Regions from separate parts of the Homo sapiens genome. Here region 1 is linked to region 2. Evidence: read pairs that join two places in POLR2A ChIA-PET (ENCODE). Cell type or tissue: PC-3. All regions are shown on one strand. Links, peaks and the distances in the headings refer to the core of each region. The heading gives the core; the rest is flanking DNA.

Evidence for each region. Peaks named below come from ENCODE experiments on the same cell type or tissue, not always from the same donor. Only the 100,000 strongest peaks of a DNase experiment are listed, where the experiment ranks them.
Region 1: POLR2A ChIA-PET joins it to region 2 with 5 read pairs; 2 of 35 experiments call an interaction of 5 or more read pairs at or near these places.

Annotation. Positions count from the first base shown.
Region 1 is chr1:179,962,362-179,970,693 of GRCh38, forward strand. The region is part of intron 1 of CEP350 (centrosomal protein 350); the gene reads left to right. It also overlaps the pseudogene RPSAP16. Among named protein-coding and RNA genes, the nearest start is that of CEP350, 12 kb to the left of the region's middle. In PC-3, for the core only: no CTCF peak of the experiment used is centred there; no DNase peak of the experiment used is centred there.
Region 2 is chr1:180,123,463-180,131,794 of GRCh38, forward strand. No RefSeq gene overlaps it. Among named protein-coding and RNA genes, the nearest start is that of QSOX1, 27 kb to the right of the region's middle. In PC-3, for the core only: no CTCF peak of the experiment used is centred there; DNase peaks (open chromatin) are centred at 209 and 3,529; H3K27ac peaks cover 2,798 bases.

The DNA of each region.
Region 1 (8,332 bases), core at 249-8,248, 160 kb before region 2:
TATGTACCACATTTTCTTTATCTAATCTACTGTTTTTTGTTTGTTTGTTTGTTTTGTTTTGTTTTTGAGGCAGAGTCTCGCTCTGTTGCTCACGCTGGAGCGCAGTGACGTGATCTTGGCTCACTGCAACTTCCGCCTCCCGGGTCCAAGCAATTCTCCTGCCTCAGCCTCCTGAGTAGCTGGGATTACAGGCACATGCCACCATGCCTGGCTGATTTTTGTATTTTTAGTAGAGATGGAGTTTCACTATGTTGGTCAGGCTGGTCTCAAACTCCTGACCTCATGATCTGCCCACCTCGGCCTCCCAAAGTGCTGGGATTACAGGCATGAGCCACTGCTCCCGGCCTATCTGATCTACTGTTGATAGGTACTTAGTTTGATTCAATGACTTTGCTGTTGTGAATAGTGCTGTGATAAACATACTAGTGCAGTGTCTTTTTGATAGAATGATTTCTTTTCCTTTGGATAGATACCCAGTAGTGGGAATGCTGGGTCTAATGATAGTTCTAAGTTCTTTGAGAAATCCCTCTACTCTTTTCCACAGGGGTTGAACTAATTTACATTCCCACCAGCAGTGTATGATACTCCCTTTTCTCTGCATCCTTGTCATCTGTTATTTTTTAACTCTTTAATAATAGCAATTCTGACTGGTGTGAGATGGTATCAGTGTGGTTTTAATTTGTATTTTATTGATGATTAGTGATTCTGAGCATTTTTTTCATATGTTTGTTGGCCACTTGTATGTCTTCTTTTGAGAAGTATCCGTTTATGTCCATTGCTCACTTTTTAATGGAGTTATTTTTTTTTTCTTGTTCATTTGTTTGAGATTCCTTGTAGATTCTGGATCCTAGTCCTTTGTCAGATGTACAGTTTGCAAATATTTTTTTCCCATTCTTTAGGTTACCTCTTTACTTTGTTGATTCTTTTGCTATGTAGAAGCTTTTTAGTTTAATTAAATCTTGTTTATGAATTTTTGTTTTGTTGCATTTGCCTTTGAGGTTTTAGTCATAAATTCTTTGCCTAGGCCCATGTGCAGAAGAGTTTTTCCTAGGTTTTTTAAAATAGGATCTTTATAGTTTGAGGTTTTATGTTTAAGTCTTTAATACGTCTTGAGTTAATTTTTGTATGTGGTGAAAGGTAGGGGGTCCAGTTTCATTCTTCTGCACATGCTAGCCAGTTTTTTTGTGTGTTTTTTGGGTTTTTTTTTCTTTTTAGCACTGTTTATTGAATAGGTGTCCTTTCCCCATTTTTGCTTTTGTCAGCTTTGTTCAAGATCAACTGGTTATAGGTGTATGGCTTTATTTCTGGGTTCTCTATTCTGTTACATTGATACAGATGTCTGTTTTTGTATTGGTAACATGCTGTTTTGGTTAGGATATCCTTGTAGTATAGTTTGAAGTTGGGTAATGTGATGCCTCCTGCTGTGTTCTTTTTGCTTGGCTATTCAGGCTCTTTTTTGGTTCCATATGAATTTTAGAATTGTTTTTTCTAATTTGTGAAAAATGATGTTGCTAATTTGATGGGAATAGAATTTTTGGATTGTTTTGGGCAGTATGGTCATTTAAATTTTGATTCTTCCAATCCATGAGCATGGAATGTTTTTCCATTTGTTTGTGTCATCTGTTATTTCCTTCATCAGTGTTTTGTAGTTCTCCTTGTAGAAATCTTTCACCTCCCTGGTTAAATTTATTCCTGGGTATTTTATTTTTCATGTGGCTATTATAGATGGGATTGCATTTTTGATTTGGTTCTCAGCTTGAACATTATTGGCATATAGAAATGCCACTGACTGTTGTAAGTTGATTTTGCATCCTGAAACTTTACTGAAGTCTTTTTCTTAGGTCTAGGAGTTTTTTGAAGGACTCCTTAGGGTTGAACAGAGATAATTTGAGTTTCTCTTTTCCTATATGGATGCCTTTTTTTAAATTTTAATTTTCTGCCTGATTCCTATGGGTAGGATGGAAAGTATTATGTTGAATAGGAGTCGTAAGAGTGCACATCCTTGTCTTTTTTCAGTTCATAGAGGGGATGCTTCTAACTTTTGTCCATTCAGTGTGATCTTGATTTTTTGGAGTAGTTTCAGTAAGATTGATACCAGCTCTTCTTTGTTTGTCTGGTATAATTTGGCTGTGAATGCATCTGATCCTGGTCTTTTTTTGGTTTGTAGATTTGTTTTTATAACTGATTCAATTTTGTAAATTGTTATGATCTGTTCAGGATTTCAGTTTCTTCCTTGTTCAATCTTGGGAGGTTGTGTGTTTCCAAGAATTTATCCATTTCCTCTGGTTTTTCTAGTTTGTGCACATAAAGATGTTCATAGTAGTCTCTGAGGCTCTTTTGTATTTTTGTAGTATGAGTTCTGTCACCTTTGTCATTTCTGATTATGCTTCTTAGGATCTTCTCACTTTTTTTTTTTTTAATTTACTTAGAGGTTTATCTATCTTGCTTATCCCTTCAAAGAACTAACTTTGTTCTGTTGATCCTTTGTATGTTTTTTTTGTTGTTGTTTGTTTGTTTGTTTGTTTTGGTCTCAATTAATTTAGTTCTGCTCTGATCTTAGTTACTTCTTTTTTTTCTGCTAGCTTTGGGTTTAGTTTGTTCTTTTTCTGGTTCCTTTAAGTTCAACTTTAAGTTGTCAATTTGATATCTTACTGTCTTTTTGATGTAGGCATTTAGTGCTGTAAACTTTCTCCTTAACATTGCTTTTGCTGTATCCCAGAGGTTTTGGTATGTTTGTTTCTCTATTTTCATTTGTTTCAAAGAATTTTTTTATTTCTGCCTTAATTTGTTGTTTAACCAAGTTAGTTAGGAGCAAGTTGTTTAGTTTCCATGTATTTGTGGTTTTGAGAGTTCCTTTTGGTATTGATTTCTAATTTTATTCTACTGTAGTCTGATAATATGCTTGACATGATTTCATTTTTTAAGAATGTATTGAGACTTGCTTTATGACTGAGCTTGTGGTCCATCTTAGAGAATGTTCCATGTGCAGATGAGAGTGTATATTCTGTGATTTTTGGGTACAGTATTCTGTAGAAGTCTGTTAGGTCCGTTTGGTCAAGTGTCTAAGTCCAGAGTTTCTTTGTTAGTTTTATGCTTTGACGTTCTGTTTCTAATGTATATAGGCACATACATTTACAAATGGAAATCTCCTTTATAGATGTAAATTTCTTTTACAGAAGGATTTCAGAATAGCCAGCTAAATGCCAGAAAGGTTTATTTTAATTGGACAAGTGATCTTTTTTCTTTTTCTTTTCTTTTTTTTTTTTTTTTTTTTTTGAGATAGAGTCTTACTCTTGTCACCTAGGCTGGAGTGCAGTTGTGCAATCTCGGCTTACTGCAACCTCCGCCTCCTGGGTTCAGGCGATACTCCTGTCTCAGCCTATTGAATAGCTGGGATTACAGGTGCCCGCCACCACACCTGGCTAATTTTTTTTTTGTACTTTTAGTAGAGACGGGGTTTCACCATGTTGGCCAGGCTGGTCTTGAACTCCTGACCTCAGGTGATCCACTTTCCTTGGCCTTCCAAAGTGCTGGGATTACAGGCATGAGCCACTGTGCTCGGCCTACAGGTGATCTTTTTAACCTAGCTACTATTTCTTAGCTGAAATTACTAAGTTCAGGATGGAGCCCATTAAGGAATAGGGCAAAGAAAGCCTTCTCTGTACCTGGACTCAGCAAAAATAGATCTGAAAAAGGAGGAAGCTTACTTTACCTGGCAACCTACCTTTTATAAACGCTATCTAGGATAACTTTCTTTTCACCTTCAGGGAAGAGTAGTAACGGAGCTGAAAGATTAGCAGATTTAATTTTTCTTAACAATTAGTTGCTTAAGCTTTTTATTTGCCTTCTATAAAGAGTCTTTTTATAAAAAGCAATAAAAATATTGAAATCTTTTTAGAAGCTTCTGCACACCAACAGGCATCCCTAGATGAGACTGATTTGGGAGCCCTCATTTTCAAATGTACTTCTTAAAGTGCAGTGTTCATTTGGAATGTACCGTTGTGATTTTAAATTACCTTTAGTAAGATTTCATCATTTTTGTAAGCATTTGCTGCTTCTGAGGCCTAATAATAATGCATGTATAAGCTGGAAGGTGTAGTACTCAGGTCTTCAGAAATTAAGGATCCCATTTTTACCTTGAATAGCAGCTTTGGTCCTTGGATCCCTTTGATCAACTTAGCCAATGATTTTTCCCTCCCTAAGCATGCAAGAAAAATAAACAAAGGGGGCTAGAACACAAAAATCTATGCAAATTTCTGAAAGCTGAAATTGGTACCCCCTTCAGTATTATCATTTATACTAATTTCTGTCTAAACCAGCCAGACATATGAGGCCTCTAACTAGATCCAAGACAGTTAGATACAGTTGGATCCTGGACCCAGTCCAATTTCTGTTGTAACTTCCAAACCTAGTTTGGATCAGAAATTTGCTCAAACTCTGATAGCTCAAATGCACACTGATGGAGCTTCAGAATCTGAGAGAGAACTTACCCACAATCTCCAGTTGCTTTGAGAGAGCAGTGGACAAAATGAGTCCAGTGGGTACCTTGCTTTGTCACTTGGTGTTCCTGGGAGTTGCTAGAAGCTTTAGTTTGGATCCCACTTCTGACACCATCTATTAAAATTAAAAACCTTAGACAAATTAAATTTAACAGAATTTGATTGAGCAAAGAAGAGTTCATAAATCAGCCAGCTTCCAAACCAGAATAGGTTCAGAGAGGCTTCTTAGACTATACTTTATACAATAGATCATCTCTGAAAATGTGTACAGTTGCTCTATTTTTGTATGATAAGTTATTAAATGTTATAGAGCAATAATGATGTAAAGAAGACCTTTGTACAAATAGAAGGATATTTTTCCAAAGAAAATCTGATTTATCTTTGATTAGTTTGGGTTTTGGTGATTTTTTTAAAAAGCCATTTATAGTTTTTGTTGTTGTTAGTGGGCTTGTAGAAGTTGTTTCTGGAATTGTGGCACCCTCCTTTTTAAAAACTATATCTAAAAATCAGTGATAAGTAATAGTAATAGCACTGGCTATAACTTAATGTTTCATTTCTTTTCTTTTTTTGAGACTGAGTCTCACTCTGTCGCCCAGGAGGGAGTACAGTAGCGTGATCTTGGCTCACTGCAACCTCCGCCTTCCGGGTTCAAGCAGTTCTCCTGTCTTAGCCTCCCAAGTAGCTGGGATTACAGACATGCACCACCACGTCCAGCCAATTTTTGTATTTTTAATAGAGATGGGGTTTCACCATGTTGGCCAGGCTGGTCTCCAACTCCTGACCCCAGGTGATCGCCCACCTCGGCCTCCCAAAGTGCTGGTATTACAGGTGTAAGCCACCGGGCCCAGCTGGCTTCATTTCATTCATTATTTCATGTCTAAATTTTAAAAGTGAAAATATTTTATGAAAGAATTTATTTTTAATTTTGAGATTGTTTTAAAATATAAAATATGTATGCACACGTATACTTATTTTTTTACGTGTTACCGTGTAAGATATTTTCTGCTTAGGAATGTCTAACCTTTTCATGTTATATGAAATACCTGGCTTCATATGTGTATTTGTGCCTTTTTGCATTTAAGAATTGGATTCTGAGACTTATCAATGGTACTGTCATTTGGCAAACAGGTCTGGAGCACTCAATGTGGCTATATACTGTGCGTGAACTAGGGATATAAAGAGGAATAAGAGCAGGTGCTGTGGCTCAGGCCTATAGTCCCAGCACTCTGGGAGGCCAAGGCGGGTGCATCACCTGAGGTCAGGAGATCGAGACCAGCCTGGCCAACATGGCGAAACCCCATCTCTACTAAAAATATAAAAATTAGCTGGGCATGATGGTATGTGCCTGTAATCCCAGCTACTAGGGAGGCTGAGGCAAGAGAATCGCTTGATCCCGGGAGGTAGAGGTTGCAGTGAGCCGAGATTGCGCCACTGCACTCCCGCCTGGATGACAAGAGCAAGACTCTGTCTCCAAAAAAAAAAAAAAAAAGAGGAATAAAATATCTCTGCATCTCTGCAGTTTTATGTAAGAGACAGATATGTAAATAATAGTACAGAGGGGTAAAGAGAATTGATAACATTCTGTGGATGGATTCATAAAGAGGAAGCAAGTATACTGCATTAAGGAGTCATTAAAGGCTTCCAATGAAAGAAAAATTGTTTCCATTTCCTTAAACAGCCTCTCAGTTGACTAAGTTATTGAACGTGGAAGGAGACTTTTGAAAATTATCTTGCTTTCCACGCTACCCAGAGAGGGGTGCATACAGTGTTGTTCTGGATTCCCATTGTAACTTAAAGGGAAACTTTTACAATATCCAGAGGCCTTGATGTCCTTAAGTTCCTTGCAGGAGGAACCCACTTAGATGGCACCAGCCTTGACTTCCAAATGGAACAGTACATCTATAAAAGGAAAAGTAATGGCATCTACATCATAAATCTGAAGAGGACCTGAAAGAAGCTTCTGCTGGCAGCTCGTGCCATTGTTACCTTTGAAAACCCCGCTGATGTCAGTGTCATATTCTGCAGAAATACTGGCCAGAAGGCTGTGTTGAAGTTTGCTGCTGCCACTGGAGCCACTCCAATTGCTGACTGCTTTACTCCTGGAACCTTCACTAACCAGATCCAGGCAGCCTTCCGGGAGCCATGGCTTGTGGTGGTTTGACCACCAGCCTCAAACTGAAGCATCTTAGGTTAACCTACCTACCATTGCTCTGTGTAACACAGAGTCTCCTTTGCGCTGTGTGGACATTGCCATCCCGTGCAACAATAAGGAAGCTCACTCAGTGGGTTTGATATGGTGGGTGCTGGCCGGGGAAGTTCTGTGTGTGTGTGCCACCATTTCCTGTGAACACCCGTGGGAAGTCATGCCTGATCTCTACTTCTACAGAGATCCTGAAGAGACTGAAAAAGCAGAGCAGGCTGCTGCTGAAAACGCTGTGACCAAGGAAGAATTTTAGGGTGAATGGACTGTGTCAGCTCTGGAGTTTAACACTACTCAGCCTGAGGTTGCAGACTGGTCTGAGGGCGTGCGGGTGCCCTCTGTGCCTATTCAGCAGTTTCCTACTAAAGACTGGAGTGCTCAGAAGACTGGTCTACAGCTCCCACTGCTCAGGCCACTGAATGGGTAGGAATAAGCACTGAATTGGCCTTAAGCTGTTCTTGCATGGACTCTTAAGCAACATGGAAACAGGGTTGATGGAAAATAAGCAGCAGTTTCTAAAAAAGACAAAAACAAATTATTTCTTTTTTCCTTGAAGTTTTCCTCAAAAAGTGATCAGTGTGTCTGCTTTAAAAAAAGAATTCAGAAACAGAAGCTGGGTGTGGTGGTGTGTGCTGTAATCCCAGCTACTTGGGAGGCTGAAGTGGGAGGGTTGCTTGAGCCCAGGAATTCAGCAAGACTAGCCTGGGCAACAATGAGACCCTGTCTTCTAAAAAATAAAAAAAATATACACTGAAAAATCTACTTCCTATCCTGGACCCTCACTTCCTCTCCTTGGAGTTAACTAATAGTAACACTTTCTTATGTATAAGGGAAAATTTTATAGTGAAACTTTTATACTTTTAGGCAAAAAATAATCCTGACTTGCAAACTGTAAGACACCTTTTTGTAGATATATTCCTTGAAATTAATTTAGAAAAGTACTCAGGATAACTAGATAGTGAGTAAGCAAAAGTGTAGGCCTATTTTTAGGGCTCCCCCCTTCTTTTGGTTATTTCTGGTCCTGTTTGCTGCCCTCAGCTCTCCTAAAATAAAAAACTATGGGTGTCTTGTTTACGAAGTTTAGCTCTTTATTTCATCAGTGTGGGACATTGTGTTCTCTTTTATCCTTACTCTACTTCCTATGCTGCAAAGGCCAAAATAGTACTAATGTTACATAGTATCTTCTGGATTTCCTGGATTACAGTAAGTCACTCAGTTTTTGTAAAAGTAGTTTTTGAGGTTTATATTTTATAAGTAGAAACAGGTGAGACTAAATTCTCAGATTAGTGGTATATTAGAATATGTTATAGGACTGTTGGTTATTCTGGAATTTACTTGGAACAGTGTAATAGATCTGAGTTATAACTGAGTATTTTCCACTTTTTTGTCTGCTGGTCCTTACTAAATTTACCATTTGTCCATTTTATGTTGAGGATAGATAGTAGGAATATTGCAGAGTTGTCTTTTCTTAACCTTTCAGTTAACTTTTTCTTAACCTATCATAGATCTGATATAGATCAGAGAACTGAAATGTAGCAAAGGTGTGGAAAATATTCTAAGAGCCAGAATGAAGTCATTTTTTTCATCTTTTGTCCCTTAATGCCTGGCACTTAGTAGGAGGCCAATAAATATT
Region 2 (8,332 bases), core at 57-8,056:
AACTTTGGGCTGTAAAAGTAGAAGGTAGGTTCTTTGGGTAAAGAAGAAGAGTGGGGAAACAGCTGTCAATTTCACAACCAGCAGTGTCTGCCAATGAATAAATGTATCCTAAGCTGCTGACTTTCTTGGCAAAATCATGAGTTTATGAATAAATAAAGGTGTAACTGAGTAGTCATTGCCGACCTGTTGCATCATCACACCAACACCCTTCCGCATGTTCTACTATGACCAGAAGGGCCTTGAACACTCATCTTTTCCATCCTTCCACCCTTGGGCACAATTGCATGTGAAACAGCCCCCAAATGGAGCAATTTCTCCAGCCTAAATCACCAGAGAAGAAGCCATCATTCCTGACCTCATTCATTGGCCAGAAGGTCTTCAAATTTCCCAGGAGGGCAGTCCTTGCCCTAGCATGACTTATGATCAGGCTGTGTAGACAAAACACACACGTGTTAATAAGTAAAGGACACCGTTAGGTAATGCCCATCCAGGGCTGGGTTCATTCATTCATTCATTCCACAGATATCTACTATTTGCTGGCACTGGTCTATGCACTGTGGATCCCAAAAGAAAACAAGAAATCAAGATCCGTCTTGAAAGAGCTTACATTCCAGTGTAGGAAGACAGACAATAAGCTAGTAAGCCACTGCATAAACAGAACAGTGGTAAGATCTGTGAAGCACCTAGAACGGATGATATAAAATAGGGGGTGGGGGGCAGGAGCTACTTTATTTTATTTATTTATTTATTTTGAGACGGAGTCTCGCTTTGTCACTCAGGCTGGAGTGCAGTGGCGCGATCTCGGCTCACTGCAAGCTCCGCCTTCCAGGTTCACACCATTCTCCTGCCTCAGCCTCCCGAGTACCTGGGACTGCAGGAGCCCGCCACCACACCCAGCTAATTTTTTGTATTTTTAGTAGAGACAGGGTTTCACCGTGTTAGCCAGGATGGTCTCGATCTCCTGACCTCGTGATTCGCCCGCCTCATTCTGCCAAAGTGCTGGGATTACAGGCGTGAGCCACCGCGCCCAGCCAGGAGCTACTTTATACAAGAAGGTCAGGGGAGGCCTTTCTGAGAAGCTAACACTGGCGCTAAGACCTGAAAGATGAGAAGCCCGTTGCGAAAAGATCTGATGGAAGAGCATTCCAGGCAAAGGGAACGGCCAGTGCAAAGGCTCTAAGATGGAACGAGGAATAGAAAGAAGACCAGTGCGGCCACAGCACAGTGAGCAAGGGAGAGTGGTAGACACTGAGATCCGCCAGGATCCAACAGGGCCTCATGGGCCACAGGATGGTTTGGGATTTATTCGAGGTACAATATTCCACCTTGGCGAGTCGTAAGCAGGAGAGCGACATGACCAAGTTGAGTGCAGAATGGATTTTAATAGGGCAGGTGTTGAAGCAGAACATGCATTAAGAAGCTATTGCAGGCGATGATGGTAACTGGGCTAGAGAGTTGGCTGTGAATGGAGAGATGGGCTGTCTTTAGAGAGCGTGGACTGAATATGGGTGGTGAGGGAAAGAGGACTTTGGCCTGAGCATCGTGGTGGCTGGTGTGCCGTTGATGGAGATGAGGAAGACTGGAGCTGGGCCGCCTCACGGCTTTTATAGATTCAGGGTCTTCCGCGGTGGGAAAGACAACTGTGGCTTATGGTACTAAGAGCCCTTTCAAGAGGAGGCCTAGGAGGGTGTTTCATGCGGAGGGAGGTGTGAGCAGAAGCAGAAAGGCAGGCTGTTTTGATTGGAAGGCTGGGGCAATGGGGCTGGAGAGGTGTGATGGGACTACACCATGGACATTTGAAGCTGCATTTAACAAATGATTTCTCCTGTCAGTTCTTCAGCAACCTCACAGTGACAGCTGTGCTGGCAGGGAAGAACGTCTGAGTGGTGGGAGGCAGGTGGCTGGGGTAAGGTCCACTGGCCACTGTCAAGAGGCCTCACTGAGGGGCCTTAACTACTTGGGACAATTTGCCACCACCAGGGTCTGCCCCCCAACCTGATAGGGTTAGAAACCAGAACACATCCGTGCTCCCACAGATGAGCAGGCCCTCTGGAGAAGTCAGAATAAGTCACGTGAATTGGAAGAATGAGCCAGAAAGCCATCTTACTAACTCAGAGTGAATCCCAATTGCCCCATCCTCTTTCCACAGCCACGCCCCTCCCCTTGCCTATCCCCCGAGGCACAGCAATAATTGGTGGTAAGTTTGGTTAGCACAGAAATGGAGCCAAGTCTTGAGGAGCATTTCACCCAGGAATGGTGGGCCCGGGAAATCCTCTCTTCCCACTCATGCCTGGGCTGCTCCTGTCTCCATGCCACCTCTCTCCCTCCTGGACAATGCTGACCCTGACAGCCGCCACATTCACTTCTCCAACTGCCCAACAAAAACCTTCACAACAGGCCAGGCACAGTGGCTCACACCTGTAATCCCAGCACTTTGGGAAGCCGAGGTGGGTCGATCACCTGAGGTCAGGAGTTCAAGACCAGCGTGGCCAACATGGTGAAACCCCGTCTCTACTAAAAATACAAAAATCAGCCAGATGTGGTGGGATGCACCTGTAATCCCAGCTACTCGGGAGGCTGAGGCAGGAGAACCGCTTGAACCCGGGAGGCAGAGGTTGCAGTGAGCCGAGATCGCGCCATTGCACTCCAGCCTGGGTGACAGAGCAGGACTCTTGCCTCAAAAAAAAAAAAAAAAAAAAAAAATTCCTTCACAACAGATAGGGCTGCCCGCCAAGCTTACCTCGTGGGAGCCCTTGACATATATCATCGTATGCAGCCCTCATGACCACCTTCTGAGGTCAGCCCCATTCTACAGGTGAGGGAACTGAAGTTAAAAAGGTTAAGGATCTTGCTCAAGAACACAGAGCTTGTGAGTGACACAACCTGGCCTCACCTGGGTCTGTCTGGCTCCCACAGCCAGGCCCTCTCCAGATGCCTTTACTCCTATGTTTCTATTCGTCCATTGTTCCATTTCTTGGAACATCTTCCTCGGGCCTCAGAACACGTTCCACCTCCTCCTTTGGCACTTCTGAGTGGACACCCTCAGTCGCCAGCCAGACCACCACATCCTAGAAAAGACCCCAAGGACTCTCCATGGCAAAACTAGAATCTTTACATGCCACCCCATTTGTTCAGAATAGAACCCAAGCCCCTAGTGGGCTGCAAGGCGCCCCCCACAGCCTGGGCTCACGTCCCCATTACACACCCTCCTCAGGCCAGCGTCGGGATCACTTGGGGGCTATTGAAAATGCGAATATGGTGGCATTTCCCCAGCCTCTGGCCTGGTCTCTTGGCGTTGTTAATAGCGATGATAAGCAACATGACTGTTTACTCTTGCTAGTCACTTGTTTTACAAGTATTTGTTCACCTAATCCACAAATTACCCTGTGAAACAGAAACTGTTAGTAGACATATTTAATAGACGAGATGGTTGAGGCACCAGGAGGGTAATTAACTTGCTCAATATCATCAGCTAGTAAGTGGTGGAGCTGGATCGGAAACCATTTGTCACGTCTATCCCCAGACGCCCAGCAGGTTCACATCTCAGACCTAAAGCTTGTATCTGCTGAAAACAGATGACTCAGGCCTGACTTCCAGGTGTTGGAGCAGAGAAAAGAGAAAACCAACTGGGTCTGCAGCCTGCACTGGGACCACGCCCTTCTGAGAGCCACTGCGCCCAGGTTAGGACGGCGCAGGTTCAGTTCTGCCACATGAATTCAGACCCCACTTCTTCCCAAATAGGGTAAACAAAAGAATGTCAGCCTCAACATCCTGTTCTTTAGAAATCCCTGCTGCTTTCTTCCTTAGCCCCACCCACTGTAATACTTTGCTCAAGGTAGGTTTCATAGTGAGTTGAAAGGCAGCCTTCATTTCTCAATATGACAAATTAAACTCTTGTCAAGGGATGCTTTATATTTAGCTATTAAAAAGAACTGAAAACAGGTCGGGCATGGTGGCTCACGCCTGTAATCCCAGCACTTTGGGAGGCCAAGGCGAGTGGATCACGAGGTTAGGAGATCGAGACCATCCTGGCTAACACGGTGAAACCCCATCTCTACTAAAAATACAAAAATATTAGCCAGGCATGGTGGCGGACGCCTGTAGTCCCAGCTACTCGGGAGGCTGAGGCAGGAGAATGGCGTGAACTCGGGAGGCGGAGCTTGCAGTGAGCCGAGATCACACCACTGCACTCCAGCCTGGGCAACAGAGCAAGACTCCACCTCAAAAAAAAAAAAAAAAAAAAAAGAATTGAAAACAATTTGCATGTCTGTGAATGTGTGTTTGTGTCTGAGTGTGTGGTGCAATCATTATTAGCAAAGGGGAAGATGGCAGGTGGCACATGTCACAGGCAGAAGAATTTTGCAGGGAAGTACATAGAGAATCCTCAAGGTGGTGACGTGCCTGCCACGTTCCAGGACTGCATGGCTCCCAGCAGCTCATAAGAATCCCACTTTGAGCACTGCAGGGAAAACGGGTCACCTCATCCCTTCCAGCTCAGCTGTGCCCAGGGCCTAGGACTTCCCACTGGGGACTCTGTGGCTGTTTATTTTAGTCCCTGCTCCTGCCAGCTCTGTGCTTGGCGTCCACCTGAGGCAGCTTCCTGGAGAAACGGCTGAGCCACAGGGCATTGTCCCCAGACCGCAGAGCAAATGGTGGAGTGCCATGACGATGACAAACATTTACTGAATGTGTAGACATTCCCACTTAATCCTTGAAAACAGAACACAAAATAGGCTAAGAGCTTACATAATTTGCCTGATGTCACAGTTAATAAGTGGTGGAACTGGCATTCAAACCCAAAACATACGCTTCGAACCACTCTACGGATCACTGGTGACCAGCTCAGGATGCCAGCAAGAGCAGGCCTCCCATGAGAGAGCGTCGTGCAGTTTGCTGGATACGGTGGGAATGACCCATATTTGAGCTCCCAGGGGAGAAGCAAATGGGGGACAGGACTGGACAGCCAAGGTGCAGGGCATCCTCTGGGAAGGCGCGTGGCTCGGAACACAAAGGCTTCCCGGGTGCAGCATGGGAGGGAGCCCGGGCCAGGCTTCTTGGGTCCACGCCTAGCTCTGCCACTCAGACCCACCCCAGGATCTGTGGGCCCAGAGGGGAGGATGGAAGGAGGCCACAGACCACATGTCTAAATATTTAAAATACTTTAAAGCTGTCAGTCAAGCCGACAGACATAAGGAGAATACACTCCACCCTCCTACGTTGACACATAAACTTCTCAATGACCTGGAAGGCCAGGTGTGAATGCAGAACTCTGGGGCTCCACACAGTTCTGTGTCTGGAGGAGGGAGTGTGGGGAGGCCCATGGCTCGCCCTCCTCTTCCCACGCCCTGCTCTGTCACACCTTCAAAGGGGCCACGTGTGGACAGTGAGACTGCTGGTTCAAATTCTGTCCACACTTTTCATAAAGAGCTGCCCTGCGGCCACCATTTGGGCCCACTGAGGTGGCAGCATGCACCCAAAGGAAGACAGGCCTGGGGAGAGGCCCTGGCAGCAGCCTCATGGCTGTGTGGGCTGGAATTCCACAGTGTGTGCTCCCAAGTGTAGTCCACAAGCAGGAAGTGAGCCTTCCCCTTGGCTCCGAGGGCTCCTTGCCTTGTGGGGAGGGCACCGCCAGACAGAGGCCAGAGCAGGCCATCTAAAGCGTGGGGCCCTGGCAGAGGCCCGTCAGGCCTGGCTCTCGGGAGGTTGCTGCCACCATTTCCTTATTGTGGAACTTTGGGCACATTAGTCTCTCTGTGCCTCGCCTTCCTCCTCTGTGAATGGAGATGATTACAGTGAGGAATAACCGAGGAACAGCGTGCCTATTCAGGATGAGTAAGGTGCTTATGGCGGTGCTCGGAAATAGTAAGTGTGATATAAATGCTCACAATTAAGTGTAATTAGTGTAATTATTATTTGGTTTTAGTCAGGGATCTTCAAAGTCGTTAACAGATTGAGTGCTGGAAAAAAAATAAAAAACTCATCCGTTCTCAGGCCAGAGCTTGTAAAGGAAGAGAAAGTGTGGGAAAGCAGGGAGCAGAAGGGAGTGGGATAGAGGGAACGTGGGGCATTCGCTGCGAATCCACCCAAAAAACATGCACTAGGGAGGCATGTTTCTAGGCCCCCGGTAACAGGAGTGAGAAAGACAGACGGCGATTCTTGCCTTCATGCACCTTCTTGGCACAGCAGTCAGGGTGGGAGGTGAGAAGGAAGATATTTAACAAGGAAACAAAGAAATAAGCATTATCATTCCAGATGGAGACAAGGGGAGTGAAGGAAATCAAACAGGGAAAATCAAGAGAGAATGACTCTGCAGGAAGGTGGGGTGCAGGCTGGGCCAGGCAGAAGGGAAGAACTACTCTCAGGAGGACTGCCAAGACCTCTCTCAGGAGACAACTGTAAAACTGAGACCTGAGCGGGGAAAACAAACAACGAATAACAAAAAACCTGAGACCTGAATAATGTGGAGGAATTGACTGTGTAAGAATCAGGGAGAGGGTGTTCAAGAAAACGGCTGATGAGGCCGGGCACGGTGGCTCACGCCTATAAACTCGGCACTTTGGGAGGCCGAGGCGGGCAGATCGCTTGAGGTCAGGAGTTCGAGACCAGTCTGGCCAACAAGGTGAAACCCCATCTCTACTAAAATACAAAAATTAGCCAGGCGTGGTGACACGCACCTGTAGTCCCAGCTATTTGGGAGGCTGAGGCAGGAGAATCGCTTGAGCCTGGGGAAGTGGAGGTTAGAGTGAGCCGAGATCGCACCACTGCACTCCAGCCTGGGCGACAGAGCGAGACTCTGTCTCAAAAAAAAAAGAAAAATAAACAGGGCTCTGGCATGACTCCTAGGTCTGGGGCCTGAGTAGCAAGCTGGTGTGATGTCTTTACTGAATGAGTCCAGACTAGGGGAGAAATAGAGTTTGTAAAGAAAACCCACAGTTTCAGTTAGGACATGTCAACTTCAAGATGGCAGTCATTTATTCCAATGGCAATATTGAGTCAGATACATGAATTTTGAACTCAAGAGTGAATTTAGGGCTAAAAATATAAATTTAGGAGCAGTGGTTCACAGATGTATTTATTTATTTATGTTATTATTATTATTATTTGAGACAAGAGTCTCGCTGTCACCCAGGCTGGAGTGCAGTGGCATCTTCTGGGCTCAAGCCATCCTCCCACCTCAGCCTCCTGAGGAGCTGGGACTACAGGCATGCACCACCACACCTGGCTAATTTTTTATATTTTTAGTGGAGACAGCTTTTTCCATGTTGCCCAGGCTGGTCTCAAACTCCTGAGCTCAAGCAATCCACTCACCTTAGCTTCCAAAGTGCTGGGATTACAGGCATGAGCCACCACGCCAGCCTGCAGATGGTATTTACAAGGGACAAAATCGGATGGGATTGCTTGCAGAGAACATGTAGGAGATAAGAAGGCTGAAGGCTGATGGCTGAGGGCCTCTCACATTCAGAGCTGTGGGATGATTAAGAGCCAGTAAAGGAGACTGAGAAGGAGTTGCTGGGGAAGTAGGAAGAGAACAAGCAGATGACATGGTAGGCTCAACAGTGGGCACCAGAATGTCCATACCCTAATCTGAGGAACATGTGAATATGTTACCTTAGGTGACAAAAGGGACCTTGCAGGTGCAACTGAGGTTAAGGAGTTTGGGATGGAGAAATTATCCTGGATTATCTCAGTGGGCCCAATCTAACCACCCGATTCTTTACAAATACACAAGGCAGCAGTGGGAGTCAGAGAGGTGTGATGATGAAAGGGGCTCAGAAGATGTAAAACACGAGGAAGAATTGACCCACCACTGCCGGCTCTCAAGATGGAGAAGCCAAAAATTCAGGTGACCTCTAGAAACTGGGAACGGCCCTCAGCTGACAGCCAGCCCAGACACAGGACCTCAGTCCTTCAGCCGCAAGGACTGAATTCTTCTAATAAACTGAATGATTAAGGAAATGGATTTGCCCCTAGAACCTCTGGCAAAGAATCTAACTCTGCCAACACTCTGATTTTAGCCCAGTGAGCCCCATGTTGGATTTCTGAACTACAGAACTATAAAATAATAAATTTGCATAGTTGTAAGCCACAAAATCTGTGGTAATCTGTTATTGCAGCAAGCCAGTGAATGTATGTGGTTTAAACTAAAAGCTGAAGGAAGAACGTGTTTCAAGAAGGAGGGGGCCATCAGCTGTGTTGCAAGCTGCTGAGAGGTTGAGTCAGAGGAAGACAGACATAACCTTTGAATGGGGCAACGCAGAGACTGCCACTGACCTCGACCAGCAGTTTCAGTGGAATGGTGAGATCAGAACGCAGACGGGAGTGGGGCAGGCCA